Regions from separate parts of the Mus musculus genome. Here region 1 is linked to region 2. Evidence: chromatin loops called from intact Hi-C (ENCODE). Cell type or tissue: heart. All regions are shown on one strand. Links, peaks and the distances in the headings refer to the core of each region. The heading gives the core; the rest is flanking DNA. Region 1 holds the start of Podn (podocan). Region 2 holds the start of 4930407G08Rik (RIKEN cDNA 4930407G08 gene).

Region 1 (16,321 bases), core at 6,095-8,594, 79 kb before region 2:
CTCATCAGCCCCAATAACTTGAATTTGTTTCTTGAAGTAATGAAGATTAGACAGTAACAGTTAAAAGCTTTGTCTGTTTGTTTGAGACAGTCTCCCTGTAGCCCAGGCTGGCTCTAACTCACTGTGTAGCTAGGGATGACCTCCTAATCTCCTGCCTCAGCCCACAGCCCACAGTCCACAACTCCGCAGCCAGGATATAAACAGGCAGGCACCACCACAGCCAGTCTAAGATTCCTTGTAGGCTGTGAGGTACTTTATTTGCTCCCATCCCCTACCCTACTCCAGGGCCCTCTTTGTAGCCTTGGCTGTCCTGGAACTTGATTTGTAGACTAGGCTGGCCTTGAACTGAGAGAGATCCACCTGCCTCTGCCTCCTGAGTGCTGGGATTAAAGCTGCCATGCCCAGCTATGAAACACTTTGTAAAAGAACAGTTATGTAAGTATTCTGGTTTCCCCTGTATATGTCACCTTAAGGAAATAGATCAGGAACTTAAAGCCTGTAGCTAACAGCTCTTCCCTTCTGAGAGTTGCAGCAATTTTAGACAACAAAACATTTAGAGGAGCCTGGTATTGTGGAAAACTTAGGGGTGTATCAGGTGGTTTTGTCCTCACCTTGAGCTAATCATAAGTGAAGATACGGGTTTTTCCCCACCTTCTATAAGAAGGGAGAGGAGATCTCGAGTGGTTGAGAGCCCTTGTTCTTACAGAGGATCTAAGTCTGCTCCCCTGCACCCACATGGTAGCTTGCAGCTGCCTATAACTCCAGCTCCAAAGGATCTGTACTGCACACATGTGGCATTCGTCTGCACAGGCACACACTTGAATAAAGACAATAAAAATAAACCTTTTTAAGTTGAGAGGCTGGAGAGATGGCTCAGCCATTAAGAGTACTTATTGCTCTTGTAGAGGGTTTGATTCCCAGCGCCCCACAGTGACTCTGTAACTCCAGTCCCAGGGGATTCAATACTCGGCTTCTGGTCTCTGCAGGCACCAGGCACACGTGATACAAATACATACGTGCAGGCGAACACACACAGGTAAACTTTGTTTTTGTTAGGTTGGAGCTGCAGTTAAGAGCACCTGCTGCTTTGCCATAGCACCTAAGTCTAGATCTCAGAACCCACGCTGGGTGGCTTCCAGTTCCTGGGGATCCAGCGAGGCCCCTGGCACACAGCTAGTAAATCCTGAAGTGAGTGTGCCTGCTTTGTGTAGGAGGGTTAGCAGTTGTAGCTGTGAAAGGCCAAGTGCACGTTAATGCTCAGTAGATCATTTCTGAGGTTATTTGAGAAAGTTATATATATATATATATATATATATATATATATATATATATATATATATATATACATATACATATATATGAAGAAATAATTGGTGTGGAATATTCTGAGACCTTGCTGAGTTTGGATAACCAGTTCTGTTCAGGACTGAGGGCAGTTTGCTTTTAATCAACTATATATATTCTTATGTGTCTTCAAGAACCAACTATTTTTTTTAAAGCTTATTTTTATTTTTAATTATATTTATGTGTCTGTGTATCTAATATGCAGGTGCCCCTAGAAGCCCCTAAAGTGTGTTGGATCCCCTGGAGCTGGAGTTATAGACAGTTGTGAACTGCCTAACATGGGTGCTGAGAACTGAACCCTGATTCTCTGTAGGAATAGTAGATGCTTTTAACCACTGACAGTCCCTCTATCCCCTCTATCCCCTCCAGACAGGGGCTCTCTATGTAGTCCTAGGTGGCCTGGAACTCTGTAGGTAGGCCCAGCTGGCCTTAAACTCACAGGGATCCACCTGCCTCTGCCTCCTAAGTGCTGAGATTAAAGTCATGCATCACCATGCCCAGCTAAGAACCATTTCAATTTAATTGCCTCTAACTAAGCAGTAACTAAATGAACAAATAGAGAATCATTTAGTATGACATTCAAAGACTTGGATTTTGCCAAATGTTGCAGTTCTAGCTGCCCTAGGCAACGGCTGCTTTCTGAACACAACAGAGTCCATAAATATTATTTACCAAAGAAGAAATCAGCCAGGTTGTACCTCTATGTAAATTACTCCATGGGTTGGACCCACACTGGTAAGAATTAGGGATTTATAGTAAAGGGCTAAAGAGGGGCCTGAAAGATTTACAGGCCATCAGGAACCACAGCCAAGTCTGGCTAAATTTTAGTTTTTCTCAATAGAGAGTTACAAAACCTTCTGGAAGGGTCCGATTTTGGATGTGTCTGGAGACTGCTGCAACAAACAGCTCTTTAATTCTTGGTAAGAACAGAGAATATTGGGCTAGATTTCTGGCCCTTGAGAAGTGTGGAATCCGATTCCACTTGGCTGGATGTTTTATCTGGTAGGGGATTCGAGCCAGACTTCTTGAAGAAGTGTAGCCTGGCGGTAGGATGCTTTCCTAGTGTGTGCGAGGCCTGGGCTGGAGAGATGCCTCAGTGGTTTAGATCATGGGCCGCTGAGTTTGATTCCCAGCACAAACGTGAGGTGGATCACAATTGTCTGAGATTCCAGTCCCTGGGGGATCCCGTGTCTCCTGTTCCTTGCTTACCTGCATTCATGTGTAAATACACCCACACACACATACAAGTAATTAAAATTTAATCTTTAAAGAAAATAAGGTTGCATAAGTTACAGACAAACAGTAAGTACTAATTTTATAATCAACTACCCACTATTAACCTTTTTTTTCACTTGCAAGTTATTTTACAATTCACTTATTAGAATATGGCGCCTTCTGTAGTGTGAAAGACACAGGGCTGTCCAATACTAGGTACTTAGGGTGGGAATAAATGGACACAAAGAAACTACATGAATGGTTGGCTTAGGCAGCTCAAAGAAGCCTTAGGTGTGATGAGATGATAGCCAAAGGCCTGTGACTCCAGCTCACACATGTGAGCAAAGGAGAAAGAGATCAGGGAGGGTTCGAGTTTGCTTTGTGATTACACATTGGAAATCAATTGAGGACCAGAGAGATGGCTCCATGGTTAAGAGCACTGGCTGTTCTTCCAGAGGACCCGGGTTCAATTCCCAACACCCACATGGTGGTTCATAACCATCCATAACTCCCATTACAGGGGATCTGACACCCTGGACACCAGGTGCATGCATCGTGCACACACACACACACACACACACACACACACAAACACACATACAGGCAGGCCAGAAACTCATAGATTAATAAATACATCTTTAAAAAAAAAAAGAAGAAGAGTCATTTGAACTTGGCAATAAAAACTGATAGTGATCAGAATAGAGGCACTGGGCTGGCGAGATGGCTCAGCGGGTAAGAGCACTGACTGCTCTTCCGAAGGTCCTGAGTTCAAATCCCAGCAACCACATGGTGGCTCACAACCATCCGTAATGAGATCTGATGCCCTCTTCTGGTGCATTTGAAGACAGCTACAGTGTACTTACATATAATAAATAAATAAATCTTAAAAAAAAAAAAAAGAATAGAGGCACCAACCACAGATGTGTGTTATCCCTGAAGATGATGTGAGACAGACATTAGTGATAGGCGAGTGGTCATCTGAACAGAGACCACAACATCCCACTGATGGCCAGTTCTGAGGACTTCTCCCTTTAAAATATTTCTTCTGTAAGCCAGAAAGAAGACTTGTTCCTCTTGTTTATACTTATACTTGGACTTGTTCATAACTTTGGAAGAAGTGGACTCTTCAAAAGCTTTCAAGTTTTCAGTGTGTAAGCAGCCTCGGGTGTACCGTCTGACTGGTCCTCCTGGGACCATTGAATGGCTGCTGCACATGAGAATCTCACTGGGCTGAACCTGAAGACCCACATTCCAATTCTGCCTCCAACTGTGGTTTTCTCATCATTCTCTGCTTCCTTGATGAGTTTTGTCTTTGTGTGTGTTCATGTGCACGTGTGCACATGTCTTTGGAGACCAGAGGTCCTCACTAGGTATCTTTCTCAGTTGCTCTCCACCTTGGGTTTTGTTTTTGTTTTGGGGGGTTTTTTGTTTTGTTTCGTTTTGTTTTTGAGACAGGGATTTTCTGTGTAGCCCTGGCTGTCCTGAAACTCACACTGTAGACCAGTCTGGACTCGAACTTAGAAATCTGTCTGCCTCTGCCTCCCAAGTGCTGGGATTAAAGGCATGTGCCACCACTGCCTGGCTCCACCTTAGTTTTTGATACAGGGTCCCTCAAGCTTACTGATTTGGCTAGACTGGCTGGCCAGTGAGCTCTCAGGGTTGGCCTGTTTATGCCTCCACAATACTAGGGTACTTTGCAGACGTGCTGCCATGTCTGGCTTTTCTATGGGTGCTGGTTATCCAAACTTCAGGTTGTCAGGCTTGGATGGCAAACATTTTAAAAATTGGTCCATGTTTCCACCCTTTTTACCCTAGTTTTTGGGAGCCTAGAATTCACCAATTAAGCTAGACTAACTGCCAGCAAGCCCCATAGATCCTGTCTCTACCCAACACCTCCCATTTCTGAGACTATAGGTACACACCATTAAGCTTTATTTTTTAGATATGGGTGCTGGGAATTGAACTCAGGTCTTCCTGTAAGCACTTTACCGACTGAGCCATCTCTGCAGTCCCAAGTCTTGGCCTCTGTCAAAAGCCTTCAGTCAGATGTGAGAGTTCCGGGCCTATAAGCTTTCTTACTTGAGAAGTAGTAGGCAAACAGATCAAAAGCTCAAGATATGGGCAACTTGATGAGGTCCTGTCTCAAAATTTAAATAAATAAACAAATAATAGAGGGCTGAGGATGGGGCTTAGCAGGCGATCGTTTGCCTGGTATGCATAGTGACCTGAGTTCAATCCCCAGTACTAATGATAAAACAGCAGCAACAAGAAAACCTTTAGAGAGGCCCCGCTGACCCAAACAGCACTCTGTCTGATCAAGCTCCTGTCGGCCACTCAGCACTCAGGACTCTGCTCGTGGATGAGGAAAGGTCTTGAGTCCTGAGCTCAAGGGAGGAGGAATTCGCTTCTTCTCTGACGGTAAAGAATGATAAATAGCGTGCTGTTCCTTTTCTCTCCTTTTCAGTATCAACTCCCCACACCCACTCCAGCAAGCCTTCTTGTCCTTCAGCCTTAGCTCCATGTCCCACAGGCTCTGTCTTCCCTCTGTCTTTGTGTTGCTTCCTTCTCTTTTTAGCTGGAAGGCACTTGGCCTGGCAGTACAGGAGGTCCTTATCTCTCGACACTTGTCATCTTCAAGAGAGACCTTAGTGTATAAGTGTGTTACTGGTCTGTTAATTCAGGCATGGGGCGCTAGAGTGTGAGTGTAGGGAGCCAGGACAAACTCCAGTGTGAGCCCTCCCTCACCTTGTGCTTGCTGAGACAGCTTTGGGGATTCTGTCTACTTCCATCTCCTTGTCAGAGTGCTCTAGAGTTACAGACATATGAGCTGCAGTGTGTGGCTTTTACATGGGTTCTGGGGACCTGAACTCAGGGTATTAGGCTTGTGCAGCACGTGTTACCTGGTGAGCCATCTCTCCACCCCCACCCCACCCCTTTTAGAGACAGAACTTCACTGTATAGTCCAGCGGCCTCAAACTTGCTGTCTTCCTGCCCAAGCCACCTAAATGCTAGGATAACAGGCATGCCCCTTGATATTAGTCTGTGTTTCTATTGGACATCTCTTGGAGTTCAGTCAGGTCTGGATAACAGTCTTATAAAAGCAGCTGTCTTTTTTTTTTTTTTTTTTTTTTTTTTTGGACTTACTGTGAGACCAGAGCTGTGCAGAGAAGACCTGGAATTTTTCTGTTTAATGTAGACAGTTTTTAATGCATTTCCCTTTGGGCCCAGGTCTACTTGACCCCATACACTGTAGTGATCTTAGACTGAACAGATGCTGACTCTGAGAAGCAGCATGAAGGAGCCGAAGTGCACAGGTAGTCAGCTGGGTACCCATCCCTTCTGAAGGCCGGAGGGTCACCTCCGTTTCCTCCTGAGACACTCACAATCCCTCCAGGCTGTAATGTAGCTGGTGCCTTCAGCACCACACAGACACAGTACGTGTGTGGGCACTGGCTTGGCAGAGCTAGTTTTGATGGTAGCAGAAGTGAGTGTGTAGTGTTCTAAGTGCCTAGCCCTAAAACACCCTGACCCTTCCAGGTGTATTCTACCGTACCTCCCCCACAGGGCTGGCCAGGATGTTTAAGGACAGTGCCTGGCACTTCGTTGGCACTCAGCATGTGCTGATTTTTCTTGTTCTAGAAGATTTTTGGTTCATGGGTAAACCAGCCAATAGAATCCAGTTCTTTTAGCTCCACTTGAATCTAGGCTCTGTCCAGAAAACACAAGATGCATCTCTGTTGGGCCCTGTCCAATCTTGTGAATCATACCAACTTTCAAGTTTGAGCTCAGAGAAGATTGGAATTTGAGGCCAAAGAAGGCAAAATATTTCCCTTTCCCATTCGTGTTAAGTTCTTCAGTGATGGGTAATGGAAACAGATGGCTGTGGGTTCAAACACAGGCTCTATCCCTACCTACCTGCCTGTTTGCATCACAGACGACTTTTGCAATGGGTAGATGGGCCAGAACCCCAGCTCCGAATGATGATGTTAGTTACGCAGCCAAGCACAGGCCACATCCTTACTTATTAGATGGGGAAATAATCTTCCTTTGCAGGGCTGTAAGGACTAGAGACTAATGCATGGAGATATAAACTGACTGCCTGGCAGCACAGGAGGGAAAGGTCTGCAGCCACTTTAACCAGAGCCCTTTAGGGTCTCGGCAGTTTAGGTGGCCAAGTGGTTCCACATTTGATTTATTATCTTTATCCCTCTCCGAGAGCCAAGTAGGTCCTGCCCAAAGGCCACAGCACGTAGAAGACAGGTTTGTTTCACAGCAGAGGTGCCAAGTAGCACCCAAACCCAGTCTCACCCGCCTTTCCACCACGAAGCCCTTGGCGCCAAACAGTGTTGCTTCAGCTGCTAGTACTTAATGTGCCTGTGCTTGGAACCATTTTCAGCTCCTGGGAGCAATATGGAGTGCTCCCTGCTCAGTCCCTTGCTTTCTCCGCGACTAGAACCTGTGTGCTTGAAGACTCCGGTCCAGTTTAACTCTCCTTCAAGGTTCACCAAGTTGTGGGCCCAGGGCCAGTGGAGTGAGGGTGGATGGTGGGGAGGAGAAGGAGGAATTTTGACAGGAAGGGGTCCAGAAGGGTCTTGGCTGACGCAGCATTAGCCATGCTCCGGACCCTAGGGTGGGAGAGGGAACAGGGAAGGTACTTGTGCCCGGGAAGGTTGCAAACTCCTTGAGGAAGAAGCTGAGCGCGGAGGAACTGGAAGGAAGGAGCCCTCTCGGTTCTCCTCAGGTGCGGGGGGCCTGCCTGGGTGCGGTCCCAGCCCGCAGGCTGGCAGGCGGAGGTGGTGCGCTGGAGGCACCCGGTGTTGGGGGCGTGGTGCTGCGGCCGGCCGGGGCGGCGGCGCGAGCTCCCGGGAAGTGGGCCCCCCGCCAAGCCCGGCGCCGTGGGCTCGGCCCTCCCTCTCGGCGCCCAGCGGGACCCTGCGCCTGTGTCGGGAGAGGCCGGCGTCCGGCAGATGCACGCGGGGCGGGGGCCGGGGGAGAGGCGGGGAGAGAGAACCCACAACAAAACTTGGCTCGCTGCGCCCACGGCTCGACTTGAATGACAGGAGCCGGCGCCCGCGGAGCGCAGCGGACACCCGCGAGCCTGTTCCGCCCACGGCGCGGCGCGCAGCGGCAGGTAGGACGCGGGCAGCCGGTGAGCCGAGGGACCACGGGCCACCGGCTGCGCCCGGGCAGCTCTCTCTGACATCCCGCCGTGCTCCCACTGCCACAGCCGCGATAGGGGAGGATCGCCGTATCCCACCCTGTCGGGCGGACCCCGCGCAAGGGGCACGGTTAGGCACACCTCCATATGGGGTGGCGGCCCCCCTGCGGGATCCGGAGCAAGGGGCAGGGGACCCTTTTTTTACTCGATATTCAGTCCCTGCCTTCGGGCTCCTCCCGCTGCGCACATCTGGAAAGAATCTGCGAGCGGATGGGGAGGGGAGGTGGAGGCACACGGGCGGGTGACAGGGACTGTGGGGGCAGGTGGAACTGGGAAGGGGCCTGAACCTCTGCACCGAGAACTGGGACCCAGGGCATCCTGCGTCTTTTCACGTCAGTTTGTCGGGGGCTTCACCGAGTCCAACACCGACCTCTTTACATACAGAAACAAGCACAGAAAGGCAGATATCAGTCCCCAGGGAGCCAGGGCAGGTGAGGCGCACAGTCAAGCAGCGGAACTTGGTTTCGGCAGTTTAGGTGCAGTCTAACTAACACAGGGCACTGCACTCCGACCATTCCGTCTAGGCAGCTGCTTCCAGCGGAACACAGAAAGGGACAGGGCAAGGAGCACGGTCGTCCCCAGGTTGTGTGGGTCTCAGAACCACTATCAGCCTGGTGCAGGGTGGGGGTTGGGGTGGACCGGGATGGGTGAGTTGGAATAGCTGACCTGCAGTCAGGTGGAAGAAGGGGGTGGGGTCGGCTTGGGATTCCAGTGCTGGGGCCCCGGGTTGGGAGGCAGCTGCTGCTGAAGAAGGCGTGCAGGGAGGGCTGTCGCCCAGGCTAGGATGCAGGTGTGCAAGAGGTGGCAGGAGGATGAGCATTAGCAGCCTGCATGTCTGCTGGGGGAGGTGCAACCGCGCTCTGCCTGGCACGAAGAGGCACCTGGTCTGCTGGGCAGACCCCTGGGTAGGCCTTTCCTTCTCCACCTCTCCCTTTTGCCCTGGAAAAGCCCAAATGACCAGATCCCGGGCTCACAGGGCGAACACCACTGGGAAGGGCCCGGGCTGCTCTGGAAAAAGTCATCAATGACTGGTCTGGGGCTTCTGCCCCCTTCCGTACACTCTCGGAGCCCTTGGCCCAGTCTTCGGTGTGTAAGGTAAGAAGTGTCAGATGTCAGAGTCAATGACCTGTGCACCATGAGAGCTACTCTTTGTCCCTTCCGTCTGAATCCTGGGTAGGAGGTGGCACCTGTAGGCTTGTTGGAGCCATACAAAGAGTGTTGATCATGACTTATTGGAACCCTGACGACCCTCTATCACTAACGTCCTGCCATGGTGGTTGATGCCCTCGGCAAGCTGTGCTTTCACAGCCAATTTCTATTCCCCGTTTACATGCTTCAACACACCTGCCTCTTTCCTGCCACTACTCCACACCTTGTCCATGGTTTCCACCCGCTTTGTTCACTTGGGGGAACTCCTACTCAGCCTTCAAGAGCAGCTTGGGGCTATGAGCAGAAGATAACCATTAGTCCTAGTCTTAACTTTAATTGATTAATTAATTAATCTATTTATTTATTTACTTATTGTGTGTGTGTGTGTTCATATGTGCACGCCACACAGCGTGTGTGGGAGTCAGAGGACAACTTGCCAGAATTGGTTGTCTCCTGCTCCTCCGTGGGTCCTGGGATTGAACTTCTGGTTATCAGGCTTGGAGGCAGGCCACTAACCATGACTGGCTGGGCCATCGTGCCCTTGCTTTCCTCCTTTTTAATTGTGTGTTTGTGTGTGCAGGTGCTGGCAAGGGCCAGTGGCATCAGATCCCCCAGAGCTGGGGTTACAGGTGGTTGTGAGTCATCCCAGAGAGTGCTGGGCTCAGTCTTCTGTGAGCAGAGCACTGCTCTTAACAGGTGGGCCATCTCTCCTGTTCCTGACACACACATACACTCTCTCTCTCTCTCTCTCTCTCTCTCTCTCTCTCTCTCAACACAGTTATAAAACAGTTACATTATAAAACAAAAAACAAATTATTTGTACAGGACATGGAGGCGCATGCCTTTAATCGCAGTGCAGCAGGGAATCTGAACAGATGATATTGTAGGCCTTTCTCCTCTGCCTTTCACAAATTCGTTCCACTCCTGGAATCAGGGGAGGCTCAGCCTACCCTTAAAGGACAGAGCCAAGACCTCTGGGCCGAGGGCTCTTGAGGAGTCTGAGATTTCTGAGGTGGGCAGCAGTAGGGACCATTTGCCCTCGAGTTTCCAGCTTGCAAATTAGGAGCATAGTTTATGCCTAGTCCTGAGCCTTCTATTGCTCCATCAAGCTAGAGCCCAGAAGAGAGTCGGAGCTCGGTGAGTGTTCACTGCACTGAGTGCAGGAGGTAGTGCTGGGGTCTGAGCATCTGCTCCAAGCCTCATCCATTCTTCCTTTCTTGCTCTGGAATCCAAGCTTTCCATCCGAGCACCAGCACTGTTCCCTCTTTGTCCCTTGCACAGTCTTGCCCACAGTCCTCTTCATGTCAGCAGCTCCTTATCTTCCAGAAACAAGGTCCATACTCCATGGGTAACTTGTTCTGGACCTGTGGCCATTGTGCCTGCTTGTGTTGTTCCCAGTTCCCACATGCCACAGTCTGGTGAGCTCTGTGGAGTTTTCCACATAGACTCTTTGGTCCCCGGGCCTTCCTAAACACACCCTGGTGCACTGCGATTAAAGGCATGCGCCTCCATGTCCTGTACAAATAATTTGGTTTTTGTCTTATAATGTAAGATAGGTAAACTTAATTTGGTTTAATCCAACATATTAAGTGTTAGGAATTCTACATCATTAGTATTAATGAGGCATTTTACATTATTTTCTGCAGTGCCTTTAAAATCCACACACACTGTGTGTTCTTTAAAGCATGCCTTAATGTGAACTAGCCATACCTTAAAGGCTCTATAGCCTCATGTTGACGTGCGGACAGGGGATCACAAACCTCTTAGCCAGGAGCCTGCCCCAGGTTTCCCTGTAGGACTTGGTGTCCTTGACCCCCAGGAAAGGAGCATGGGGTGGGATGATGCAGAAGCCCTGGAGCTCAGCTTGGCTCCTTAACAGTGGGCCACTGCTAGCTGGTCTCTAAGCGTGATGAAGACATTTTCAGTCCGGTTCAGAACATTGATCTAAATTATATATCTGTACAGATAAGCTTGTGGACTTTTATGGAGACAAGCCAAAGGTGAGAGAAGAAAGCCAGCCTGTCCAGTGAGTACCTTGTGTTTGTGAGGTCCAGCTCCTTCCTGCCTCCATTCCCTGGCCTCCTGCTCTGAGGGAATTTGAGGCCCACTCCCCCCCCCCACCCCCACCCCTACCTCTCCTTGGCTGGTCTGGTTAGAAGACTGTGGAATCAGCTATGGGGGAGGGGAAGATAATGATGTGTAGAGGGGTGGCGGGGGTGGAGGGCAGTGTCACTCGCTGATCTCTACTGGGCTCCCTGGTTCTCTGCTGGACTAGCAGGCTGGGGTTCAAGTCTGCTTAGGCCACATGGACTGTATGTAGAGTTAAAGGACCAGACTGTTACCTTCTTCTTTCCTATCCTTCCCTTGGGATATCTCATCCTCCTAGGGGCCTCTTTATGCTGGCACCTGAGTCCAGTGGGTAGTGGTTATGGTATCACCTACCTGCTCCAGAGGGCAGGGATGTGATCTGCCCTGCCTGTATGTCCAGGACCCAGAGCTGGGTCCAAGACAGGGCATCTGAGAAAGTGAGAGCACAAAGTGGTGTCTGAATGGTGCAGCAGCAGGACTCACAAGTGAGCTGGTGGACTATAGCATCTTCTGGGAGCAAATGGCTTGGGAGAAGCCAGGCCGAGAAGTCTAAGTGGGTCTAGACATGGGATGGTTGAAGAGGGATGCTAGAGTGGGTAATGAAGTGGTTGGGAGGCAGATCATTGCTGTTGAAAGCAGAGTGGGTGATTCTCAACCTGGGGGTCATGACTCCTTCGGGGATCAAATGACCCCATTCACAAGGGTTGTGTGTCAGATATTGACACTACAATTCACATCAGTAGAAAAATTACAGGAAGTAGCAATGAAAATAATTTTATGGCTGGGGGGGGCTGTCACCACAACATGAGGAAAGGCCTGGAGGAAGGGGTTCTCCCTTACTATCCTGTGGAATGTGTTAGGAGAGAGAGTTGGAAGAGTGTCACGCCCAAGCCTTGGGGCCCTACGTGGACGCTAAAACATAGGAACACACCTGCTAGGAGATGGACAAAGGTCTGCCACAGAAGCTGTCAGAGCAACAGCAGTCTAGGTCCTGCCTCAGCTTCCTTCTTGTGAAATAAGGGTACAGACTCCTCAGGACCCAGGCTAGTGAGAGTTACGGAAGGTTTTGCAGCCCTGACTAAGGATGGGGCTTCACAATATTTCTATCACCACATGGGATAGTCCTGATAAGACAGGGTGGCTGTCATCAAGGTCTAAGTGCCAACTGTCTCATGACCTATCGTGACTGCCTGTATACATGCCCAGTGCATTGCTGGGCACTGCGGTGGGCTGAGCTACTCTTCCCATAGGCACCATGGCTGGCAGCAGGGGCCTGCCACTCCTACTGCTGGTGCTTCAGCTCTTCCTGGGCCCTGTGCTGCCTGTGAGGGCACCTGTGTTTGGCCGAAGTGACACCCCCACCCTGAGCCCCGAGGAGAATGAATTTGTGGAGGAAGAGAATCAGCCAGTGCTGGTTCTGAGCTCCGAGGAGCCAGAGCCTGGCCCAGCCACTGTCGACTGTCCCCGAGATTGTGCCTGTTCCCAGGAAGGTGTAGTGGACTGTGGTGGCATTGACCTGCGTGAGTTTCCAGGCGACCTGCCCGAGCACACCAACCATCTCTCCTTGCAGGTGAGGCTAATGCTATCCAGCAGCTCTCCCCAACCGTATATGGTTATATAGCTCGCTTCTTATTCAGAACCTCCAATTTCTGCCGTTTCTCACTAGCCCCAGATTCGGGGTAAGAGGGGAGATCAGACTCATGGAGTCCTGATCCCATCTTTGGGGTACCTGTGATGTCCTGATTACAGAATCCTGAGATATAGCCTGCTGGTTTGTGGAAGAGTCTGGGCTGCCACAAAAAATTTTAGAGTAAATATGTCTCCCCTGGGCACATAGAGAGGGTGCTGCTAATACCATTACAGGACTAGGAAAGCCAAATCAAGGGGATTCAGCTCCTGGAGGCAGTGGGCTCAGAGCAGACCCTGAGAGTGCTGGCCCCTCCTGAGGCCCATGGGTGGATGAATAGGTGGGTGGATCCTGGTGTATCCAGGGCAGCTCTAGTAGGAGGAACTGCTACTCCAGAGATCAAGAGAAGGTGGGAGATCTGCTTGTAGCCACTCAGGGGGGCGGGGCTTGGTAAGCAGTGGGCCAATGAGAGGAAAGGACAAATTGAAGGCAGTTCTTATTAGGCTCCTTTGCCCACCCAGTCACATATAGACTGTCTCAGTACCTGCTGTGGGGGCCTCTGGTTCTGTGTGGTGTGGGTGTGTAGGAAGGGCATGGTCCCACCCTGACTTCAAGTGCTCACAGTTCGTGGGTGCAACTGATAGATGAGTAAACAAAGAGGTCCAATAGAGATAAAAGGGCTTAGCCACGTCTGCCATCTCAACACTCAGGAGGCAGAGGCAGGCAGGACTCAAGGCCAGCCTGGTTTACAGAGTCAGTTCCAGGACAGCCAGGGCTACACAGAGAAACCCTGTCTTGAAAAACAACAACAATAACAACTGGGGGGGTGGGGGGGGGGAAGGAAGGAAGGAAAGAAAGAGAGAAAATAAAAAGAAAGAAAGAGATGGAGGGGGAGGACTTAAGCTATGGGGCTGTGGAGCTATGGGGTTTAGCTCAGGCTCTTCCTCCAGCTCAGGAAGGCCTTCCAGAGCAAATGGTTAGAAACTTAACCTAAGGGGAGTGGGAACTTCAGAGCCAGAGCAGGGCACACGCTTCTATTTAGGGATCAGCTCCAAGTGACTGTCACTTGGTGCCTGCTGGTCTGAACTGTGGGTAGATGTCTGCATGTGGGCTCTTTAAGAATGGGACTCACACATCGCTGTGCCCATTGCTGTGCACTGTCTGCCTCAGGAGAGAATTCCAAGGCAGGTCCCTAAGAAAGTGCCGCTCCTAGGGCCAGGGTAGGAACAGAAGCCTCATGCACCGCTGACCCCACCCCCAACCTCCGCTGACCCCACCCCCAACCTGCCGCTGCCCCATCTCCACACAGAACAACCAGCTGGAGAAGATCTACCCCGAGGAGCTGTCCCGGCTGCAGCGGCTGGAGACGCTGAACCTGCAGAACAACCGCCTGACATCCCGAGGTGAGGACTCTGGGACAAGGGCTGGTAATCAGAGGCCTGAGGGGCGTGGTGAGAACTTAGCCCTGCAAACCCCAGGGTGGGGGCGGGCAGGCTTGAGTTGGACTGGCAGGTGAAAGAGACTCTCTGATATGAGCCTGAGCCTGATGGTGACTGTTAGAGACCCAGGAGGTGGGGCCTGGGAATTGAGAACACAGGCTTCCTGGGAACTTGTCAGAGACTCTCCAGTTTGCAAGGGCCCTTAGAATCCAAGAGCAGCATTCTTAAGTCCCCCCCCCCCCAAAACAAATATAGTACATAATTGGGATAGAACTTTTGTAAAACAATGTGGAAGGGGGAAAAAACACCTCATAGTCCCTCCACTTTGAATTAATTAATAATAAGATTTTAGTATTCTCCCTCCCCCATTTTAAAAGAAAGTAGCTTTATTTGTATGTAATTTATGTACCACAAATGACTCAGTTCAAAAGTCCAATCCAGTTTGCTGTGCTTGGGTGAGTTTATACAACGTACAGTCAGTCACCTCTTATGACCCACAGTCACTCACCTTAGACTTTAATCCACAGTGAACTCCTGCGATAGTTCACTGTGCTGTGTGCAATAGGCTGTGGAGGCCTGAGTTGTTTCGCTTAGCCATTTGTTTCTCTTGTTGCTGTTGCTAGAGCTCTCTCTGGCCAACACATCACACTCCACAGCAGGGTATTCCCTGGAGAGACAGTCTATGGTTTATGTAACTGTTCCCTCTCCAGCATCTGGTGGTCCTGGAGTGGAAACTGGGTGTCAGAGGCCAGCTCAGGGCTGGAGAGGGGCCAGTCTAAGTAACTGTAACAAGCCGTCTGTCCGAAGGGATCAGGAGTGAGGCCTCTCCTGCTCTGAACTCATCCCAGCTTGGCTGCTCTTGCCTATAGGTGGGGCTGAAGTTGACAAGGGGCTCTGACCCCCTGCAGTCATCCCTGTGGGAGCACTCCTTCCTGGTCAAAGGATTAGACTGGGTCCCTCAGTCCCTCTGCAAGCCCCTTAGCTGCTTGCTTCTATGCTTGAGCCACACGAGAAGGAGAATGAAGGCAGGGTGGACACTGGACTGATTGGAAAAGGAGGGCCCTGCCTAGCAAGTTGGTGGTTCCCCTGCTCCCCTGTAGCCTCTCCTTCATCCAGGGCTCTGACCTGTCCTTTAAAGGGCTCCCAGAGGAGGCATTTGAGCATCTTACTAGCCTCAATTACCTGTACCTGGCCAACAACAAGGTGAGGGCCATAGAGGGTGGGTGTGTGGACTTCCCTGGAGTGGGCGGACTTCCCTGGAGTGGGCGGGCTTCCCTGGAGTGGGCGGGCTTTTCTGGGGTGGGCGGGCTTCCCTGAGGTAGGTGGGCTTTCCTGGAGTGGGCAGGCTTCCTTACCCTCCTGACTCTCTTCCCTTGAGCTTTGTGGTTGTTTCCCAGTACTATTGCCCTTGATGTTGAGAAGGGGACACATAGCATCCCCTATAATCTAGAGCATGTCTGATAATGAAGCAGCAAATACCTCCAGCATATGGGTGGAGGGAGAGCCCAACTTGTCACACAGGCACTTGGAAGGCTTCTTAGAGGAGATGACATTTGAGTAAGGCATGAAGGGCAGGCAGATTCCAGCCTGGGCTCCGGGCAAGGCTGTTCAGTTTAGGTGGCCTGTGTCGATCCTCCCCAGTGCTCAGGTGGGAGGATCACTTGAGTCCAGGAATTTGATACAAGCCTGGACACAAGGAGACATTGTTTCAAAATGTATACAAGTAAATAATAAATGGAAACTATGGCATGCTAGAGCTTGCCTTCCCTCCACCCATGGATAGTCAGATACTTCTCAATTCTCACCATTTCTTCTGACCTTCTTTTAGTTCTTCCCAGTGAGTCCAGGAGGCCAGAAGAGCAGGGACAGGTGCAAAAGGCTTTGATTGACAAGGCTGTGGGGGCTGGACATGTTTATTTCATCAAAAGATGGAACTAGTTTCTACATTGGGAGAGTGGCTTTGCTGTCAGGGAAGAACCAAGGGCAGGGGAGCAGATGAGCGAGTGGCAGGGCCCAGAGCTAGCTTCTGCACCTCTATTGGTCTTTCTGCTAACTCTTCCCTTTCAGCTGACACTGGCACCCCGATTCCTGCCAAACGCCCTGATCAGTGTGGACTTTGCTGCCAATTATCTCACTAAGATCTATGGACTCACCTTTGGCCAAAAGCCAAATCTGAGGTCAGAGGTCAGAGGGATGATCTTGGGTGGGTGTGGATGTATAAATGTGGGGAGAGTATGGGAG
Region 2 (16,321 bases), core at 8,022-10,521:
CCAGTGGCTTCGGGGACTGGGGCCAGGTTCCTTCCAGCGGGTGTCAAGACACATTAGCTGAGCTGTCTGGCCCCTGGTTGGGTTGGGGTGATGACAGCTCTGGGTTTGTTGGCAGCTGTCCAGAGACATACCAGAGGCGCCTGCCTCTCCCCAGCTCACCTCCCCAGCTGGCCAGGGGCTGAGCCCTTCTGGGAAGGTTGATGTAGGCAGCCAATCCTTCCGATATGAATTCCTGGTATCCTTCATCACTAGAGACCCAGCTAACCTCTGTAGAAGGGCCCTACCTTGCCTCCCTGGCCTCACCAGATGGAGGAAAGTGATTTGGTGGAAGACTCATGCCTGCACCTGCCATCTCCTTCCTGCCTTGTCTTAGGGAAGTGATACTGGAACCCCAGTGAGATCAGCCACTTTTCCATGGGGAGCACTCTGTCCCAGCCCAGGAAGCATTCTAACACCTGAACTTGCCAGGAATGCTGTGCCCCAGGGGATCCAGCGGGACAGCTGACCTCCTGAAAGGGCTCGATAGACCAGAAAAGTATCTGGTCACAAGGCCCGTGTCATCAAATCTCACTATTTAAGTAAAAGAAATAAATAAAACATAGAATGCAATTGCTCAGTCACTATCTCAGGGGTTCAATGGGCTTGTGGCCCCAATTCTGCAGGGTGTAGTCACAGCCCATGCTTGTAGAGGGTTCTAGCAAACATTCTATGGTGGCAATGAGCTAAATTCAAATCTCAGCTCCTTGTGGGTGCTGTGTGGTGTTTCTGAAGTGAGCCTTTCTTTCTTTCTTCTTCTTCTTCTTCTTCTTCTTCTTCTTCTTCTTCTTCTTCTTCTTCTTCTTCTTCTTCTTCTTCTTCTTCTTCTTCTTCTTCTTCTTCTTCTTCTTCTTTCCCAGTTATGAAAGCCCATGGTTTCTGCATTGTACCATGCAGCCTCTCACTGGGTGGAGTAAAGTATAAAGTTAACACATGCTCGGGGAAAGCTTCAAAGCCTGTCAGGACTCTTGGTATCAAGTCACAGAAAATTAAATCCAACTAGCATAGATAAAAAGGAAATTTATATGGGGGCTGATGGCAGAATTCGTGGGCCTCAGAGCCAGGAGGACATTAGCAGAATCAGTGTAGTGCATCTTTGCTCACAAAGCAGGAAGACAAACTCAGAAGGCATTAGAACAGCTTGCCTGCTTCCACAGTCCTAACTAGTCATCTGGTTCTATTTGCTACCTAATGTATTTCTCTGGCTTAGTTCTTGTTGTTTGGCTCGCTTTGCTATAGGATCTCCTGTAGCCCAGGCTAGCCTCAAACTTGCAATCATCTTGCCTTGGCCTTCCAAAATGTCAAGATTCCAGGTCTCTGGAGTGAGACTCTGCCAGACTCGAAATGCCAGCATCAAGTGCAAATGGAGAGCTGCTTGCTTGGTGTGGCAAGTCTTTAATCCTAGCCCCCAGGAGGCAGAGGTATCTTTTCAAGCTTGAAGGCAGCCCAATCTACCTGGTGAGTTCTAGGACAGCTAGGGCTACCTAGTGAGACCCTGTCAAACAAACAAACAAACAAATCGGTTCAAATTCTATTCAGATTTCAGAATTACCCGAATCAAATCATGGTTTGTGGTTTGTGTCCCACACATGTGCATGCATTTTGCTTTTAAACAGACCTCGGAAAACACCGCACAGTACTGCATGTGTTTCACGTTTCAATGAGACATACTCCACGGGTGCTTTCTGACTATGCCTAATGAGGAGTAGGGAAAGACTGAGAGGAGCCAGTGTCTTCGCTGTCTGTGTTACTCTCACTGTGAGTGGCCCACCTTTACGGGGAAGGCACGTGAATAAAACGAACACGAGGTTCCTTGGCTGAATTTCCCAGAATACATTCTGTCCTTGGTGAGAGCAAAGCAAGCCCCGTTAGAAGAAAGTGGGGGTTCCTGGAGGCTGTCAGGCCTCCTGCTTGCTCACTCGCAGACCTGACCAAGCTTCTCTTGAGCTTGCTTACACCTTGCTGTACTCCCATGCTTCCCTGGCGCGCACCCATGAGGCGTTCCGCATACAACGCGAGAATGGAAAGGCTGACGCAGCGCTGGGCTTGCGTGGTAAATATCTCCTCTACTCACAAGCAGACTCACTGGCCCGTCACACACTGTGTATAGAACACAAGTTCAAAGGTAAACTTAAGATGGTTTTATAGGCGATGACAGCAGAACATTAAAGCCAAACACGAAACCCTTCTGAGTACAGGGCTTCTGCGGCTGCGCAAATCACAGGGCACTGAAGCCATCCCTGTTTCTAAGGCGGAGCAGGTCGAGGATGTCAAAACCCACTGTCAAGGCAGAGCCCAGCCCAGAGACCATCTGCACCAAGTGTGGGCTGGCTGGAATGCTCTCCCTCTCCAGCCTTTTCTTCTGCAGACCAGAATACTCCTTTATTCTGTAGTTTTGTATCTTTGACACAGGGTCTCACTCTGTAGTCCAGGCTGGCCTAGAACTTTCAGTGAGATCACAGCTGGCTCAGCCACTATAACTGGTCCACTCATGCATTCTTTACGAAACACATGTACCATGGGCAGCTATGAAGAGCACAGACCTCAAGCAAATGACTTGGGTTTGACTCAGTTACCCTGGGCCTTGAGCTGAGTTTTCTTATATGTAGCATAGAAATAATGACATTCTAGCATATAGAGGTGAACTCACACATGGGACACTCAGAACGGTTGTGCTCACAGTAAGCACTGCCTGTATGTATGTAACTGTAGTCATCTTACTGTTCAATCAGTCATAGTCTAGATACAGGGGACACTGTAACACAGATGGCCCCAATGTATGATGGTTCAGCTTACAGACTCTATTATAGTGAGTGTATCAGGATGTAAATTAAGGAGCTTCCAGACTCACCAGAGAGCCTTACAATGAGCTTATCAGAGTATTGCGTACACTTATTTTTGTTTATTAGGATTACTTTGTGTGTGTGTGTGTGTGTGTGTGTGTGAACATTTGTCTAGTGTACAAGAAGCCCTGAGTTTAATTTCTAAATAAAATCTAGGGATGCCACTGTCAAGATGTAGGCTTTTCAGGGAATAGTGGCCCATTTAGTACTTCAGAGACTGAGGCAGGAAGATCACTATAAGTTCAAGGCCAATCTTGTTTACACAACAGGTTCCAGCGAGCTTGGACTACACTGTGAAATCCTGTCTCAAAAAAAAAAAAACAAACAAACAAACAAACAAACAACAACAACAAAAAAAGCAAAACAAAACAAAGGAGCAAGTCTTAGTCATCTCATAAAATTATTTCAAGTATTTATCTAAAATATTTCTTCCCTCCCCATTAGCCAGTATCCCATTTTGAACACTGCTGTAAACACCTAAATACTAACTTACTCATATTGGTCCCTCTAGGCTACCCACGCAGTGATGAGTTACCAGGTCACAGGTGATACAGATGTTTGCCATTACCTAACCACGTCAACCACTTATAAATCAGTTTTGCCATTTGACGTGTTAATTCACTATGTATGGACGATCCCATGAAGCCACACGCTCACCAACATTTGGCATTGATTAATCATTCATTAACTTTTGCTAATCAGCTCATTGTGAAGAGCATTCCATCCTGTATATTTGCATTTCCCTGATTATTACATTGGCATATATTTTAATATATTACCAAGCCATCTGTGCCTCATGGTGGGTGAAAACGCTACTGATTTCTTTTGAATATTTTTAATAGTGTTGCCTTTTCTTACTGATATATAATCCGCACATTAACTATCATTTATATTATATATATATTAACTATGCATTTCTCTAGCTTTAGAAGCCTTTAGATAGCAGAAGTTACAACTTCTAATGTAAGTGAATGCATCCATCCTTTCCTTTATGCTATGTCTCCTCGTGTCTTGTTTTAAAAACTGTGGAAGAGCTCTGCATGGCAGACATGGGATCTGGGCTTCAATTTAACACTGAAAACACAAGAAACAACACCCAACCTTCCCCAGAACAATGGTGTTACTCCCCTGGGCACATTTCTAAGAATTGTCATAACATTACTGTTCTTATGTGACTCTTTACCCAACTTTGTTAGGCAGGTGTGAAATCTAATATTGTTTTTCTTTAGGTTACTTAATTGTCCCACATATTGAAAATCTACCTTTTCACCTTAAGCTAAAATGGCTGTATTGAAATAAAATTAAGTGTGTATCATTTGGGCCTGTCCCACTGGGTGATTGCCTACACTGTTGTTAACAGTTTGTCATGATTAGTACATTATGGTCATTTTAAAATACTTTTCATTTTTTAAAGATTTCCTTTTGGCACATGCCTTTAATCCCAGCAGTCAGGAGGCAGAGGCAGGTGGACTTCTATGAGTTCACGGCCAGCATGCTCTACAAGAATTCCAGGACAGCCAGGACTACACAGAGAAACCCTGTCTTGAAAAAGCAAACAAACAAGCCAAAAGATTTATTTTTACTTTTTAATTATGTGTGTCTTGGCAGAGAGGTATGAATGTACCCATGAGTGCAGGTGTCTAGGGAGGCCAGAAAAGGATGTTGGAGTCTCTGGAGCTGGAATTATAGGTGGTTGTCAGCCACCCCATGTGAGTGCTTAGAACTGAATGCAGGTCCTTTGCAAGAGCTGCATATACTTTTAACAAGCCCTTTAGTACTTAATAAAAATATTTATTTTCAGAGAATGGTGTGGATGTTGGGTCCAGTTCTACCTCCCAGTCCCATGCTACCAGAAATAAGACTCAGACTTAAAATATACTTACAAAGACCCTGGTCATATAGCTAGGCCCTTCTCTGACTAGATCATAACTATAATAACCCATTTATTTTAACCAACATTCTGCCATGTGGCTGGCTACATGTGCTCAGGTACCATGTGTCCATCTTCTCACATCTTCCTGGGTCAATCTCCTGCCTGACTGTAACATGTTTTTGTTTGTTTGATGTTTTGTTTAAGAGTAGATTCAAAAATCTACCCCTATTTGTCCAATTTGTTATAATATTTCTCTATCCTCACCCCATTTCTTTTCAACTTCCTACCTTACGTAGAAAGAAAGAGAAAAGAAAAAGAAATCCCTGATTCTAACCTCCCTATTTTGTCTTCTCTCTGTTCAGGACTATAATTATTTCTAATTACCCCCTAAAATGATAACATATAACTCATAAAATGACTAAAATTGTTCACCTCAACTTAAGGGCTTGGGACGACGGTCTTCTGATAATTGCTTCCTGCTGAACTGGGTGAAGAATTCCTGTTTGGGGGCTCAAGAAAATTAGAAAAAAATTTAAGAAAGCAAGCTGTAGCACTTGTTGTCTAGTTTCTGTGTTGGGAAAGTTTGGGGCTTAACTGAAGTCTGGATTGGAACGGTCTGAAAGGCTGGGTGAGCTGAGGTCATCCGGGATTCGCAGTCCTTCTTGAAGCTGATCTAGAAGAAAGTCTCTAGGAACAGCATCAGCCTGAGGCAGGACCAAGCAGGGATCTGAAATCTCAGCATCCCCAAGGGTGACTCCTGTCAGGGCTGCTCTCCTGGTCCTTTATTTTGCAATATACAAAGCTGAGTTTTATAAAGACATTGGTATGGGATGCGCAGGAAACACAGATCAATCAAGGATGATTTCCTGATCTTTGTTTGAGCAGGTAAAAGACAACTGTATTTCTTTAGAAGTCAGTTTGATCACATAATCAAACTGCACTATAATTCTCCATTCATGCCCGATGAAAGAATGGTGTTTAGTAATAAGTTGCAAGAACTTTGTAGCCAACAAGATTTATTGGCCAAATGTAGACATTTAAGTCTCAGCCAGTCCCATAGCTGTCTCCATCGACAGAGATCAGTGTGAACATCACCTATTTTGTTTATCTTGTCAATCTCCCTCTTCTTGTCCATAGATAACCTCTTCAGGAGGGCCTCTCTTTGTCATGTCTGATTTTTATCAATTTGGAAGGAACTCACAGCTTTTCTTTTCCTGTGGAAATACAGGCATAACCTCTCCCTCAGTGTAACATATTCCATGTTTTCCATTCTGAGGTTAGGACATCTTTAAAATAAACAGCCTGCTTTAGTTTGAGAGGCCAGATCTTTTGTATTTAGACTCTATCTTAGAGAACCTGACCTAAGTTAACTAACAGGCCAGTACTTTGCACCAGTTTCCAGGTTAACCCCTAACAAACCTGTATCTAGCACCAGTTACCAGGTTATCCCCCAACAAAACCTGTGTCTAGCACCACTTTCCCGGTTATTCCCCAACAAATCTGCACCTCCAGGTTACAAGCCTCCCCCTGGCACTTCACTTCCTAACAACCACCAATCAGGAAAAAAGCAGAAGTTTATGGCTTGGTTCCCAGAACCAGCCAATCATGTTAAAGGACATAATGGCCCCCAATCAGATGTGTACCAGGTTAGATACCCCCTTCTTGCCTCTGTAAATGCTTGTCTGAAACTGGGCTCGGCCCCCTCCCATTCTCCTGCATCAAAGATGGTGGTGTGGCCCAAGCTCGAGCTTAAATAAAGAGACCATAATGAGATTACATCGGAATCGGCTCCTTGGTGGTCTTTTGGGGGTTCATGAACATTTCCTGGCACAGGTTCAGCAGTTTTTTCTGCAATCCAATGCCTTTCTGCAGCCATAGGTTTTTTTGCTTACTAACATTCAAAAGAAATTTAAGGTTGATAAAGCACTATGCAATCTACCTGTGGGGGTCTTTGTTACCCCTTTTAGCTTGTTAAGCACCTCTTTTAAGGTATAATTAGATCTCTCCACAATTGCTTGTCCTGTAAGATTGTGTGGTATACCCGTAACATGTTTTATATCATAATATGTAAAACATTGCTTCATCTTATTAGAGACATATGCTGGAGCATTGTCAGTCTTAATTTGTATGGGTAGTCTCATAATGGCCATAACTTCTAACGAATGCATAGTTACAGAGTCTGCCTTTTCAGAAGCTAAGGCAGTTGCCCACTGAAATCCTGAATGTCTATAGTATGGGGTTTATATTTTAGTTCGCCAAACTCCGTAAAATGAAACATATCCACTTGCCAGATTTCATTTCTTTGGGTACAATTAGGGTTACTTCTTGTAGGTAATGGGGTTTGGTTATATAAAGAACAAGTAGGACATTCCCTCACAATTTCCATGGCTTGTTGTCAAGTGATAGATAATTCTTTCTTTAAACCTTTGCTGTTAACATGGTGTGTGTGTGTGTGTGTGTGTGTGTGTGTGTGCTTTATAAAATTCTGAAGTCTCTAGTACACTTCCTATCCATAGCTGCTCAATCTCACTATTACCTTGTGCCAGAGGGCCTGGCAGAACTGTATGGGCTCTGATGTGTGTTATATACAATGGATGCTTCTTAATTTCTGATCACTGTAGCTGAATAAACAATGCCAACCATTCAGAATCATTCTGATTAAGTTCAGCAGTCTCTATATACAAAGAACTTTTTTATTGTGTAGAACAGCCTGGTCTAGAATTCACAGAGATCTGCCCATCTCTGTCTCCCGTGTCTGCTGTTATTTAGCGCAGATGTTGTGCGGTGCCTGGCCACACCCCTGACCCTTTGTTTACAGGGAATGGTGTCTTGGCCTTCTGTCCAATTCTGGCTGCAGCAGCAAACTTAATGTTGCATTTCTGCACGCCATGAGTATTGAGCGTTAATTCCCTTAGGACAGGACAGGGTCAACCTGCTGTGCCAAGCTTGGGAGAACCTGAAGTGGCTTATCCTATAGCTGTGGTTTCCAGGAATTCTCCCCAGGTATTGCCGTTTGTGGCTGCATCCGCTGCATGCAACCTAGAGCTGGTTTCTCGCACTCTACCTGGCACTGCAGTGTTTTGCCCTTGGGAGAAGCTCCAACGTCTACTTTCTGTTTTTAAATTTAGTAGGGGCCTCTTTAAAAAGCCTCCTTCTGTACTCTCTCTGCGGGTTCCTGCTTCTTGGCTAAGAACTTTCTTTCCCAGCTATTCGTCTTGTGTTGTTCGGGGAAGCTTTGGCTTCGGTCTGTTCTTGTTCTTTATTTTTTTTGGTTTTTAGAGGCCAGATCTCTTGTCCGGCTAGCCTGACTATTTCCTGCTTTTTACCTGGGTCTTTTTAGGCTGTAAGCTTAGGTTCTAACTACCCCGTGTTGGGCAACATTTTGTTGATGGTCGGTCCGGTTCTACCTCTCATTCCCATGTCCCCAGAAATAAGACTCAGACTCAAAATATATTTACAAATACCATGGCCATTTAGCTAGGCTCTTCTCTGATTAGATATAACTTAAAATATCCCATTTATTCTAGCTTGTATTCTGCCACATGGCTGATTACCTGTGTACCCATCTTGTCACATCTTCCCAGAGAATCTCCTGCCTGGTGTTAGCATTCTGTCTAAACTCCACCCCAACAGTTACCTGGCAACAGCCAGGTATGCTCCTCCCCACAGTTACCAGGCAACAGCCAGGTAGGCCTGGCCCACTATAAAAGGGGCTGCTTGCCCCCTCCTCTCTCCCTTACTCTTGCTTCCCTCTTGCTTCTCTCTTGCCATCTTGGGCTTTTCCCTTCCCCCTCCCTTCCTCCTCTCTCCACGTGCTCATGGCCGGCCTCTACTTCTCTACTCTCTTCCTCTCTCTGCCTTTCTCTGCCTCTTCTACCCTCTTAACTCCCCTCCCCATGCCCTGAATAAACTGTATTCTATACTACACTGTCTTTGTCGTGGTGTGGCTGGGGGGGGGTGCCTCAGCATGGGCCCCCTGAGACACCCCCTTACCTCACACCTCACCACCCCCCATAGAACATATCTTAATATTATTTTATCTTTTTATAATCACAACACCTGGTTATCTCAGAATCCTTCTCCCAGATGTCCCACTTCTATTTCCTGCCTAAACCACAGGCCTTTTATGACAGGTGATGCATTCATACAATACCCAAGACAGTCTCTCTAGAGGATAGAAAGACAACTCAGGGGTTAGGAGCCCTGGCTACTCATCCCGAGGGACTGTATTAATTCCTGGCACCTACATGGTGGCTCACAACTGTAACTCCAGTTCCAGGGGCTCTGAAACTCTTTGGGGGCTTCCATGGGCACAAGGCATGTTTGTGTTGCACAGAAATTCCTGCAGGAGAAACACCCATACAGGGACTGGAGAGATGGTTCAGTGGTTATGAGAACTCAGTGCCTTTCCAGAAGACCCAGGTTTAATTCCTAAAGGTTCACAATTCTCTGTAGCTCCAGTTCCAGAGGATCTGGTGCCCTCTTTTGGTCTCCATAGGCACAAAGCATTCATGTGGTACACAGATATTCATGTAGGCAAAATACCTGTACACATACAAATAAATAGATTTTTAAAATTTAAACACATTTATTATTATTATTACTACTATCATTATTAATTTTTTAATATTCCAAGACAGGATTTTTCTGTGTAGTCCTGGCTGTCCTGGAACTCACTCTATAGACCAGTCTGGCTTCAAAATCAGAGATCTGCCTGCTTCTGCCTTCTGCAAGCTGGGATTAAAGCCACACACCGCCACGCTCAGCTTAATAATTATTTTATTTTTTAAAGATTGATTTTATTTTTAATTATGTGTATGGGTGTGGTGGTTTGAATGAGAACGGCTCCTGTAGGCTCATAGTGTGAATGTTTGGCCCCCAGTTTGTGGTGCTGCCCGGTGTGTGGGTGCTGGGAATAGAACTCAGATGATCTGCAAGAGCAGTTCACACACCTAGATATGGAGGCAGCCCATTTTTGACAGTTTTTAAGGCTCGTTTCCTCCTATGTTTGTTGTTGTCTCTGCTTCCTCCTCCTTTGTACTGACCTTCAATAAACATTTGGGGGGGCGTGTTTTAGGGGAAAAAAGGAGACTTCATGCCACACTGGGTGTAGCCAGAGCATAGGAAACCTCAAAGCCCACCCCCTCCATGATGCATTTCTTCCAACAAGATCACACCTACACCAACAAGGCCGCACCTACTAATAGGACCAAGCATTCAAACACATGAGTCTCCATCTTAGGGAGAAAATTGTCCATACCATGATTTTAATTGTAATTGCATGTAATTTATTTATCAGTTTGCATAATTAACAATTGTCTTTTTAAATGAAGGTTTATTTCCTTTAATCAGTTTAAAAATTATGTTTTCATTATTACTCTTTGTGTGTGGGGCTAGAGGACAACTTTGTGGAGTCAGTTCTCCCCTTCCACCTTTGCCTCTTCCCACTTTAGATTCACTTAAGCTCTCAATGATGATTGAGACATGATAAAAATCTGCTATTGGGTAACTGGAGAAATGACTCCCTTCTTAAGAGCACTGTCTGCTCTTCCAGAAGATCCAGGCTCAAGTCCCAGCACCCACATGGCAGCTCACAACTATCTGTCACTCCAGTCTCAGCCAACATCCTCTTCTGACCTCTGGGGGTACTAGGTGGTTTATCACACAGGACGTATATCACACAGGGTACTCATACATTTGCAGACAAAACACCCATATACATAAAATAAATAAGTTAAAAAATTTTAAATTAACTAGGAAACATTGTGTGCAAGTTATTGGCTAAAGGGACAATCTGTGCTGGTGGGGCAGAAGAAAGCTTCCTTACAGAAAAAGGCAGATGGCACTGAAGGCAGTCATAGCTCAAGAAGTGGGAATGGGGAGCTGGAAAAATGGCTCAGCGGTTAAGAGCACTGACTGCTCTTCCGAAGGTCCTGAGTTTGAATCCCAGCAACCACATGGTGGCTCACAACCACCCCTAACAAGATCTGACACCCTCTTCTGGAGTGTCTGAAGACAGCTACAGTGTACTTACATATAATAAATAAATCTTTGAGGAAGAAGAAGAAGAAGAAGAAGAAGAAGAAGAAGAAGAAGAAGAAGAAGAAGAAGAAGAAGAGGAGGAGGAGGAGGAGGAGGAGGAGGAGGAGGAGGAGGAGGAGGAGGAAGAGGAGGAGGAGGAGGAGGAGGAGGAGGAAAGAGGGAATGGTGTGGTGGTTTGAATAGACATGGCCCCCATAGACTCACGTGTCCAGATGCTTGGCCCCTAGGAAGTACCACTATTAGGAGGGGTGGCCTTGTTGGCATAGGTGTGATCTTGTTGGAAGAAATGCATCATGGAGCGGGTAGGCTTTGAGGTCTCCTATGCTCAAGCTACACCCAGTGTGGCACAAAGTCTCCTGCTGCCCATGGATCAAGATGTAGAACTCTCAGCTCTTTCTCCAACACCATGTCTGACTGCACACTGCCATGATGATAATGGACTAACCCTCTGAAACTGTAAGCCAGCTCCCAATTAAGTGTTTTCCTTTATAAGAGTTGCTGTGGTCATGGTGTCTTTTCACAGAAATAAAACCTAACTAAGACACATGGCCTTTCAACATATGCGAAGATGCCTGGCTTCATTCAAAATAAGAGAAATGGTTTGAAATTAGAGTTGGCTACACCCTAGCACATTCTACCTGTGACTTTGTGATGAAATGTGTGTGTCATTGCTGGAGAGATAGTAAACCCTCTCTGAGCTGCAATTTGACAATTTCTATAAAAGTTTCAAATCATCTCATCCTTAGTAGAACATCCTATTTCTAGAGTTACCTTAACTCTTTCTTTCTTGGATAGCGTTTCACTCTATGGTTCTGGGTGAGTAGACTAGGCTAGCCTTGAACCCACAGCCTTGTATTGGCCGCTGCCTTCTGTGCCTGACTCTTGTTTTGTTTCGTTTTGTTTTGTTTTTTTTGAGACAGGGTTTCTCTGTGTAGCCTTGGCTGTCCTGGAACTCACTTTGTAGACCAGGCTGGCCTGGAACTCAGAGAGCCGCCTGCCTCTGCCTCCCAAGTGCTGGGATTAAAGGTGTGCGCCACCATGCCCGGCTGTGCTTGGCTCTTGATACTAACTTGGAGAGGCAGGAAATGTCACAAGCAGAAGGCCAGTTCCCTCTAGCCTTTTAGAGGGAGAAAGCACCCATGCTCACAAAGTGGGATTGGTTAAATAGTCAAGCAAAGAAATGGTAGAAAAACCTAGAACAGTGATCTTTATACTTCCATATACAGGAAAAGAGAGTCTCCAGAAAGAAACACTAAGAAACGCTAAGAAAGGGGAACATAGGGATAAATGTTTGTGTTACCAATGTTTACAAGAGGCCTGGAAAGTTCCAGAAGAAAGCAATGTTTACTAGACTAGGAAAGCATGGATCAGAGCCATGGGGAATGCTTGTGGAAACAAATTTCCAGCTGTCCCTTTACTGCCTGTGACCCAGCGGGTGGGAGTGGGATCCTTCGAGTGCACATTTGATTATGTCCCCAGGGGTATTCTGTGGCACAGGGACGGCTAGGACCCTAAAAGTTGAGCCCACTGCATGGTACTCTGTAGTAATGTTGGGAGCTCCAGGGTCTGGTTGCCATCAGAGGAGAGCACAAGAGACGTAGCACCCCACCCAATTGGCCGCAGCCTAGTTCTGTGATCTCTCACAGCAGACCTCAGACTCTACGCCTGTGCAGTGGAGATGTACACCTGTCTTCAGGCTGCCCGTAGGTCACAGCTCTGTGGTGACGTGATACACACCACACAGCACATGGTAGTTATTGCGTGGATTTTCGGGGTGGTTATTGTATCAGATGTTTTCATGCTTCTCCTTTGGTTTATTAAGCAATCGATGTAAACATTTAGAAGTCATGGATTGGTGGCCGACAACCCTTGTTTTCATTGGCATTCTGAGAAATTTGTACAAACCTAACTTAGTTGCTAAGATTTAAAAGTGGGGGTCTTACATAAACACCTGGGGTTGTGGCTTCATTGGAAACATCTGTATTGTTGCAGTCAGCTCCACCTGCTGCCTTTTGCCCAGGCTCCCGGACCCCTTCTAGTTCGGGTCTTCAGTTGGAAAGGTGCCTTTACCCAGTTCATCTCACCTCACCCTTTGCCCTGAGGCAGTCGCTAACATCCTTTGGGATGATCATGTGACTTAGGCTGGGTGCAGATAATAACAACAGCAGTCACATGCACCGGTCATATTCCAGGGACTTTGCAGGCTTTAATTAATTTAATCTCAACAATAATTTTACTAGAAAATTTCACTATTCCTTTTTCACGGTTGAGAAAATTGAGGAACAGAGAAAGACAGTTTGTTCAGCCAGAAAATTCAAGATAAGGAGCTGGAGTGTAGCTTGGTGGGATAATGTGTGGTTAGCACACACAAGACCATGGGGTTCAGTCCTTAGCAGAAATAGAGGGACGTGGGAAATCACAATAGGTGCAAGCCTCATGACCCTCATCCACACTGTTTCTGTCATTTTCAGTAGAGTGTTAGCTCTCTTATTTCTTTTATGTCAAATCTTGTGTTTGTTTGTTTTGGTTTTGGTTGGGTTTTTTGTTTGTTTTTGAGTTAGGGTTTCTCTGTGTAACCCTAGCTGTCTTAGAACTTGATTTGTAGACCAGGCTGGCCTTGAACTTAGAAATCTGCTTACCTCTGCCTATGCCCCTACCCCTGCCCCTGCCCCTGCCCCTGCCCCTGCCCCTGCCCCTGCCCCTGCCCCTGCCCCTGCCCCTGCCCCTGCCCCTGCCTCTGCTTCCAAGGAGTGGTGGGATTAAAGGTGTGAGTGCCCACCACCTGGCAAACTGTCTCATTTTTTAACAAAACAAGTTAAAACAATTGAGAATGGGCAGCTCAGGCCACTGCAGCTTCTTAGTAATAGCTGTAGAAAAGAACCACTGTGGAGCAGTGTTTCTCAAGTTTTGGATCACTACCCCCAGGGGTCATATATCAGATATCCTGAATATCAAATGTTCACATTACAAATAATGGCAAAATTACAGCTATGAAGTAGTAACAAAATGATTTTATAGTTGAGGGTCACCTGTGTGGGATACAGCCCCTATTCTACTCCTTGATGACTGTGTGGCCTTGGGAGTGTTGCAAAACCCATTAATTGTGACACTCGTGAAGAGACAGTGGCCACTCTGATACCTGTTAAGCTTGCACACAATGCCTGCTATTGCCGTTACCCATCAGGGACAAGTGCAAGCCTCTCTAGGATGAAGAAGGTGATGCCAGCCCTGACAAGAACCCATTTGAAATCTGCTTAATGATTAAAGGGAACCTAGCCTGTATGTATCATGTCCCTAGTGAGCTTCCAGGGCTGCAAATGAAGGGATCACTCTCACCAGAGAGATTTCAAAACTAGTGATTATAGAGCAAGGATAAAGCTGAGGGCTGTGTGTGTGTGTGTGTGTGTGTGTGTGAGAGAGAGAGAGAGAGAGAGAGAGAGAGAGAGAGAGCATGAGAAGGCTCCAGCTTCTGATTGGTCCCTGCTGCACTCCCTACTTTGCAGGCAGTGCCTGGCAGGTAGCATCAGTGTAAGGAATGTTGAGATAATCTACAGCAGAGGCTGTTGCAATCTGTCGGGAGCTGCAGCATCTATTAATAAGTCAGAAAGTGGTGACATATTTATTATGGGGTCTAGGATGGTCCTAGTTCAATTCAAGCAGGTAAGAAAGGCTGGAGGCTGGAGGCTGGAGGGATACCTTCATAGTTACTAGCACTTGCTATTGTGGATGACCCAGGCTGGTTTTCCAACACCCATGTGGTGACTCAAAACTGCCTATCACTCCAGTTCCAAAGGCTCCAGTGACCTCCTCTGGCCTCTGTGGACACTCCCTGCTCATGGTGCACAGAAACACAAATAGACAAAATTACCCATACACATAAAAATAAGTAAATAAATCTTTTTAAGAATCCAAGGGCTAGGGGGCTAAAGAGATGGCTCGGCGCTTAAGAACACTGGCTTCACTTCTAGAGGTCCTGGGTTCAATTCCCAGCACCCACATGGCAGCTCACAACAGTCTGTATCTCCAGTTCCAGCGGGTCTGACACCCTCGCACCAATACACATAAAATAAAATTAAATAAATAATTTTTTAAAAAAAATCAAGGGCTGGGGATGTAGCTCAGTTAGTGGAGTGCTCACCTGTTGATGCAGAAAGCCCTGCATTTGATTTCTGGCACCACATAAACCAAGTTTAGGAATACATACTTGTGCCCCCCAGCACTTGAGAGGTACAAGCAGGAAGTCAGGGTTCAAGGGCATCCTTGCTGTAGCTCAACTTTGAGGCCATCCTGGGCTACTTGACACCCTGTCTCAAAACAAAACAAAAACAAAAACAAAAGAAAACCAACCAACCAACAACAAGAACAAAATCTTCACATACAGAACTTGTAAGTCTGACTCACTTACAAGGAAGAACTTTTTTCCTTGGAAATAACCAGCCATCTTCTGTCATCTATGTGATACTCATAGAAGAGAATACTGAAAACCAGATGAGGCCAGCTTGGAATACTTATTATCTCATTATCAGGTCATATTTCAGTCTGGAAACAGGGCCATGGTACACACTGGAGACTCCCGAAGATTTTATAGTAAGAACCCAAGACAAATTTCAAATTGCAAGGATCCCCTTCATAAATAGTCCCACTTTTCCGGGACAGGCTCACCGGGATCCAGCAAAGATACTGAAGTTTAAGGTGCTTGCATTGTGATTTCCCCCAGCTGGCACAGGGCAGCGGTGTGTGTCTGTGGTCCTAGTACTGGGAGACTGAGCAGAGAGGCTCACTGTGGCCAAGGTGTTTGAGACTAGCCTGATTTACAAAGTTGGATCTCAAAAAATAAAAGGAAATAAATTTAAGCAATAAAAATGTTCACTCACTCACCGTTTTCTTCCCCATGCTCCTGGAGATTAGGTAAAAAAAATTGCTGCCTATCTTCCAGAGACAGCTGAGAATAATTAACCTACAAAAAAAAATTTTTTTTAAAATTTTATGTGTATGAGTGTTTAGCCTGCATGTATGTCTCTGTACCACGTGTGTGCTTGGTGCCTGTGAGGCCCAGAAGAGGGTGCCAAATTATCCAGAACTGGAGTTAGAGATGTTTGCAAACTATCATGTGGGTGCTGGGAATTGAACCCTGCAAGAACAGCCAGGGCTCTTAAACAATGAAAAATCTCTCTAGTCCCAGCAGTAAAGAATTGTAAAAAGTTAAACATCTGGGCTTATCAGAAGACAAGAATGTTACACAATATTGTTCTATTTTTCTTCTTAATATAGTTCATTAATTTCATTTTAGGTTTTGGGGTTTTGGTTTGGTTTGGTACTGGGAATTGAACCTAGTGCCTTCTTCATGTGAAGCAACTGCTCTACTCCCGACCTGTCTTCCCAACCCCAGCCCATTGTTTTAAATTGGCAAATCAAATGATATATATTTATTCAGGGACGCTCGGTCTTGTTCTTAATTACTACTCACTGCCATTGTCAATGATCCCTGTAGCTGTTTTCCATAACAGAGATGTAATATTCCATTTCA

The links. Peaks named below come from ENCODE experiments on the same cell type or tissue, not always from the same donor. Only the 100,000 strongest peaks of a DNase experiment are listed, where the experiment ranks them.
Region 1: a loop joins it to region 2, with 2.1 times the contacts of the local background. A loop is called at or near these places in 2 of 42 quality-filtered maps.

The regions. Positions count from the first base shown.
Region 1 is chr4:108,023,239-108,039,559 of GRCm38, reverse strand. Podn (podocan) reads left to right here and starts at 7,606. Exons shown (of 13, transcript NM_172874.4): 1 at 7,606-7,690; 2 at 9,507-9,622; 3 at 10,892-10,952; 4 at 12,265-12,584; 5 at 13,951-14,044; 6 at 15,219-15,283; 7 at 16,148-16,257. The coding sequence starts at 12,270. In heart, for the core only: no CTCF peak of the experiment used is centred there; DNase peaks (open chromatin) are centred at 6,919, 7,559 and 8,439; H3K4me3 peaks cover 1,658 bases; H3K27ac peaks cover 1,358 bases; H3K27me3 peaks cover 2,500 bases.
Region 2 is chr4:107,945,957-107,962,277 of GRCm38, reverse strand. It overlaps 4930407G08Rik (RIKEN cDNA 4930407G08 gene), which reads right to left and starts at 8,346. Exons shown (of 3, transcript NR_131071.1): 1 at 8,307-8,346; 2 at 5,185-5,262; 3 at 1,557-2,136. Gm40221 (a long non-coding RNA gene) reads right to left here. Exons shown (of 3, transcript XR_867994.1): 3 at 14,904-15,751. In heart, for the core only: a CTCF peak has its summit at 9,248 (motif pointing left); no DNase peak of the experiment used is centred there.